2 separate regions of the Homo sapiens genome follow, and region 2 is linked to region 1. A link is an interaction called in ENCODE POLR2A ChIA-PET data of the cell type or tissue named here. Cell type or tissue: OCI-LY7. All regions are shown on one strand. Each heading gives the region's core, and the rest is flanking DNA. Links, peaks and the distances in the headings are about the cores only. Region 1 holds the start of LEMD1-AS1 (LEMD1 antisense RNA 1). Region 2 has its middle 8.7 kb from the start of LEMD1.

The links. ChIA-PET counts read pairs that join two places held together with the same protein. Peaks named below come from ENCODE experiments on the same cell type or tissue, not always from the same donor. Only the 100,000 strongest peaks of a DNase experiment are listed, where the experiment ranks them.
Region 2: POLR2A ChIA-PET joins it to region 1 with 7 read pairs; 3 of 35 experiments call an interaction of 5 or more read pairs at or near these places.

What each region holds. Positions count from the first base shown.
Region 1 is chr1:205,371,367-205,374,272 of GRCh38, forward strand. It overlaps LEMD1-AS1 (LEMD1 antisense RNA 1), which reads left to right and starts at 1,886. Exons shown (of 4, transcript NR_038425.1): 1 at 1,886-2,068. RefSeq lists a silencer at 1,015-1,309. In OCI-LY7, for the core only: no CTCF peak of the experiment used is centred there; no DNase peak of the experiment used is centred there.
Region 2 is chr1:205,429,277-205,432,182 of GRCh38, forward strand. It overlaps a transcript of LEMD1 not described here. Among named protein-coding and RNA genes, the nearest start is that of LEMD1, 8.7 kb to the left of the region's middle. RefSeq lists silencers at 1,410-1,459, 1,680-1,729. In OCI-LY7, for the core only: CTCF peaks have their summits at 1,716 (motif pointing left) and 1,924; a DNase peak (open chromatin) is centred at 1,615; H3K4me3 peaks cover 1,044 bases; H3K27ac peaks cover 1,014 bases.

The DNA of each region.
Region 1 (2,906 bases), core at 87-2,586:
GAGACTCCTGATACTTTGGGTGAATGTTGTGGATAGTTGCTTAGTTTATTTTATAATATATATTGTGAAAGGCCAGGCACAGTGGCTCACGCCTATAATCCCAGCACTTTGGGAGGCTGAGGCAGGCGGATCACCTGAGGTCGGGAGTTTGAGACCAGCCTGGCCAACATGGAGAAACCCCATCTCTATTAAAAATACAAAATTAGCCGGGCATGGTGGTGCATGCCTGTAATCCCAGCTACTCAGGAGGCTGAGGCAGGAGAATCACTTGAACCTGGGAAGCGGAGGTTGCGGTGAGCCGAGATCACACCATTGCACTCCAGCCTGGGCAACAAGAGGGAAACTCCGTCTCAAAAAAATAGTGGTAAAATATACATAACAAAATTTACCATTGTAACCATTTTTAAGGGTACAGTTCAGTGGCACTAAGCACATACATGCTGCTGTGCAGCCATCACCACCATCCATCTTAGAACTTTTTTCATTCTCCAAAATGGATATTCTGTACCCATTAAACAGTAACTCCCCATTCCCCACAGTCTCCAGCTCCGGCAACACCATTCTGCTTTCTATCTCTGTGAATCCGACTACTCCAGGTAGCTCATGTAAATGGAATCATACAGTATTTGTCCTTTTCTGACTGGCTTATTTCACTTAACGTAATGTCTTTAAGCTTCCCCATTGCATAGTTTCTGGCTCAGATCATTCTAGTGCTCATTTTACAGATGAGGAAGCTGAGGCCCCACGGGAGCCTGCCAGGGCAGAGGTAGAATTGGATCCTGGATCTTCTGCTTAGGACACTCTCCCTAACGTTGCCCCGTTGAGGTAAACTGAGGAATGGAGAGACCGATATGGCAGAACAGGAGGATATTTATTTTAAGATATGCACCGGCTCAGTGGATTCACATCCAAAAAGCTGAGCATTGAACAAAGACAGAGCGGGGTTTTTATAAGCGGGCTTACAAAAGCAAAACAAAGGCAGTTAACCATATAGTGCATAACTTGTGGCCTTGCATAGCTGGTGGCCTTGTAGCTGAGACAAAAGAAAAACAAGAACTAGCTAAATACAGACATTTGTAAAACATAGTTATGCTTAAGAAGCCAGGGAAAGGAGTAACAGTAAAGGAATTTGTCTTTCTTTTTTTTCCTTTCAACCTTGCTCTGGAGGAAGGAGTGGGTGTCTGGAGCCCATTCCTTTGGCCTTGGCTTTTCGGACAGCCTTATCTTATAACTGTCCTTGAAGTGAGCTGCTAAGCAGAGGAAAACTTGCTTCTTTTCTTTTTAACCCTTGCCTTGCCTGTTACTTTTCTCGGAGTGAATTAATGCATATTTATTTTTAAATTTCTGCCTCAGCCCTTCTTAGACCAGATCTCACCTTTCTTTTCTAGTAATGCAAGTGAGAGCAACATGTTCTTCACAGCAGCAAAGCCATCCCTGTTCATACAGGTTGTGGAGTTACCCTTCTCTCTGCCAATTTGAAGGGTTGCCCAACATTAATCTGGGAAGGGAAAAAGGCTGCCTCCTAATCAGAACAGTAATGAACATTAATAATCCATTCTCCTTCAAGAGACAAATTTAAAAAAACCCAGTAGCAATAAACTAAAAAAAAAAAAAAAAAAAAAAAAAAAAAAGGACAAACTCATCCTTTCCCCTCCACATATTTTTAGCTAACTCTTGAACCCAAGGAGGATTTTACCAATGGCTCTCCAGGAATTAGAGTTGTCACACCAGTCTCCTGTTGCCAGGAAATGAGGAGAGCTGTCCTCATCCACATCTGCAGTACCTAGAATAGCCCCCTCTGGCTCTCCAGAGATTGATTCATTAGGCAGGGTTGTGTTTAGGTGACGCCCACAAACGAGAACATTCATAGCAGCCATCATTTCTCAGTGAATGCGGTCCTGTAAATGCTGGCGATCTTGTAGCAGTGCTGATTAGCGAGTTGCTCCAACACCTCCTCATAATTTTTTCCTGCTCATCACTCACCTGCTTTGTCAAAATGAACAAGAAGGAAGCATGATTGAGCTGTGCACCGAGGCGGCAAGGAAGCCCTGGATGACCCTCTTAACAGGTTCATTTCTTCTTGAGCAAGCTTGTTAAAAGTTAGCATTGCTTAACACAGGCTAATTGGCTTCCCTTTCATTTTCTTCCATCCAAGTTTCTATCGGGAATCTTCCTCAGAATAAAATGCCAAGTTGGTTAGGCACTTTCTTATTTTAGTCTTGAGATTACGTTCTTGCTTCAGGAAAGAGTCAAGTTTAATTTTACTTCCAAATCAGCCCCTTCTTGTTACTCTAATCAACAAGACTTTTCTTGGCTGGGAGGTAGGGGTAGGGGAGGAAAGGAAGGGAGGAAAAAAAGCAAGAAAAACAACCTCCTAAACATCAACAATCATTTTTCTTGCATGTAAGATTATCAACTACTATAGATATAAACATTGTGGTCTAGCACTTCTTTATTTATGACTGTGGCAATGAAAATAACTTGGTACTTAACCAATTATTTTTAAGAGGTGGTAGCACAGTATTTCTTTGAATGTCGAAGAACAGAAATAGAGCCTTTAAGAATTTCTTCCATCTGCCACCCTGAATATTGACTGGGTAGAGATTTAAACAGCATGCATGCAATAGAATTGGCCTCATCGCCCCATCTGTAGAACACAAGCCTGTGAAATCCAGTGTGTCTGTGTGACATGCAATTAGCTCAATCCTGTTTCTCCAGCCAGGGCTCCACTTCATTGTTTGGCCATGGGATGGAGAACACCTTTGCTGGGTGGCAGGATTGACCCTGCTGTAAATAGTGACATTTATAGGAATGAGGACTTTGGATGCCGTGGGAATGACAGTGTGTTAGAAGGCTAAACACTGCATAATGAGGTTGATTGGGAATGCCTTTCAACAGCAGTTTGC
Region 2 (2,906 bases), core at 305-2,804, 58 kb after region 1:
GGTGGGTATGTTGAACTGAACCAGAGGAATATGATATCCACGCTGGTGGTGTGTTTCAAAGGCTGATCTTATCATGATGGTAGGGGTCCTCTGAAGCCTTGTCAATGTCTCAGGACATTTTGTGGCTTGGCTCATTTCAATGCCGCATTGTGTCAGGCAGATATGAGGGCTGAGATTTGAAAGGATCAGGATTTTGCTGGGAGGCCATATGCAGCTCTGGGCTAGAGAGAAATCTGGAATTAGAACATCCATTATGCCCTCACACTGTGACTTTTGCATGGGGGACAGATTTATTAGAAGAGGCATAAAAGATGGCCTGTGGAGATAGCCGGGGTTGGGGGAGGAAGAGACCCCCAAATGCAATCTAAACCGGAGATCACAGTGGCTAGCACAGGTCTGTTTCTGGAAATGACTCCTCTACTCTCCTTAGCATGCTTTTTAGCTATTATCTGTCCTTGCCGCACCTTACCCGAGAAGGGCATTTTTCTCGGCTATTTTGATGTTGGGGGGTGGGGGGAGCAGGGACAGGCATTTGGGGTCATTGTCTGGGAATGAATCCTGGACAGCAGGAGGCTGCTGCTCTCACTCCTCATCCCCATCATCTGTCACCCAGCGAGGGCAGCCGGCAGCCAGGCCGCGGACTGCCTAATGAAGACAGAGAGGTGGTTCCGGCTGTGCACAGGTGTCGCTTCCCCATTAACAGAGGTGACATTCCGAAACACTACTCATTACAGAGCAGACATTGGACAGGGCTGGGACACATATTAATGGCAGCAGGGCCAGGCAGCGTCTGTCTCAAATCCCACTGCCCCTGAGAGAGCAATCGAGAGAGCAAGAAAGAAGCATCCTGAGTGTCAAACCAGCAGGCTCCTCACTTTGCAGAGAAAAATGAATTCTTGCCACATAGAAGGCCAAGTCATTCTCTCTGCTGCTTGCACACCCAAGGGTCCTCGGCTTCAGGCCCGCCCAAGCGCTGACCAGCTCCCGTAGAAGCCCCCAGCTCCTTCCCTCTTAGGAAGGGCTGTGTTGAAGACGGCTGGGCGGAGGGGCATCCTCAAATCAGACCTGGATCTGAATGGAGCCCATGAAGTCTTGTTTTAGAGATGGGCATGGATCCCAGTTGTAACTAGGAAGTATAGAGGGAGGCTATGGAGAATTTCCAGACGTTGTCAGGGACGGGGTGGGAGAGTAGGGTAGGGGTGGACAACCAAAGTCATCCAGAGGAGGTAAGAACAAGACAGATCTTCCTCCTGGAATGGGATGCGTGGTTCCCATGAGACAGGAGAAAGCCGCCCATCACCGTGGAGAACCAGGAATGGCAGACCACGCGGACGCCAACAGTTTACGCAGCTCCCCAGCTAGGTGCAAAGTGGCCAAAGGAAGAGCCGGTCTTCCACACGCACACCTCCGCGCCCACACTGCCCCAGGAGCTTCCCACTCAGCCGGGGGACCCCCAAGCAGCCGGCGAGGCGCACTGCGCACGCGCACTCAGGCCGCGGCTCCAGCCGCCCTCCCTCCGCAGTGGGGCGCCCCGCCCCCGCGCCGCTCAGTTTTAAACTCGCAGCAGACGGAACTCGACTTAAAAATAACTATTTTGACAGTTCAGATGTAAATATGTGAGTGACGCGTGGGGCTGTTTTTCCTTCACACTTCCCCTCACCCCTCGCTCCCTACCCCAGCTCAATTCGGCTGAGGCTGAGATGATGGGAGAGCGCCGTCTGCAGGATGCTCCCTAAAATGCAGCAGGAGGAAGAGACTTGTCCTAGAGAGCCCAGCGAGCTTGGGGGTGGGGCGGAGGACCCCCAGCTCACTTTCACTGCACAGGTCACACGCCTTTTGGGGATAAGCAGATTTACACACTATTTCTTGTCTATTACCTGAAAAAGGAGACGTTAGCCAACACACAAGTGAACTAATTTAATCATTCCTGACCTCTCCGTACCCAGTTTTCAGTTCAATTTGACCTGTGCATATTGACTGAATGTCTACTTCGTACCCAACACCGTGCTAGATGCAGTGCAACATGTGACACGTGCAACATGCACACTTGCGATTCCTAATTTTTTCAACGAACCTTCCAGTTAACTCATATTGAACACCTGCTTTGTGCCAGGCCGGGAGCTAGGTAAGCACTTGAGCACAGGCTATCTGACTTGACCCCTGCAAAAACTTGTGGATATTATTATCTGCATTTTCCATATGAAAAACAGAAGTCTAGGGAGATTGAGTGACTTCTCTAGGCCGCCACAGATAGTAAAGACAACAAGTCTTGTGCTCTTCCCTCCATAGCCAATTGAGTGGAAGGTTGGTGGAGGCAGAGTTCCACCCACTTTATAAGTAGGGGAAACTGAGGTCCAGACAAAGTCGCATGTCTGTCTGGTCACCAATACACATTTTAGCTGGGGCAAAGCCAGGAGAACAACACGGAAGCTTTTTTCTTTCTTTCTTTCTTTTTTTTTGAGACTGAGTCTTGCTCTGTTGCCAGGCTGGAGTGCAGTGGTGCGATCTTGGCTCACTGCAACCTCCGCCTCCCGGGTTCAAGAGATTCTCCTGCCTCAGCCTCCAGAGTAGCTGGGACTACAGGTGCGTGCCACCACACCCAGCTAATTTTTGTATTTTTAATAGAGACGGGGTTTCACCATGTTGGTCAGGATGGTCTTGATCTCCTGACCTCGTGGTCCACCCACCTCGACCTCCCAAAGTGCTGGGATTACAGGTGTAAGCCACCGCACCCGCCCAACACAGAAGCTTTAGGATTACCAGCCTGCAGTCCCTTCCCAATCTTCTGGTCCCAGGCAATGTGGTGGGGTGTGACAGATAACCACGTGATATCTTTGAGGTTCTCACTGTCTCTTTGGAAGAAGGGTAGGGAAAAGGTAGCAGGAGAAGAGTTAGAGAAAGGAAGA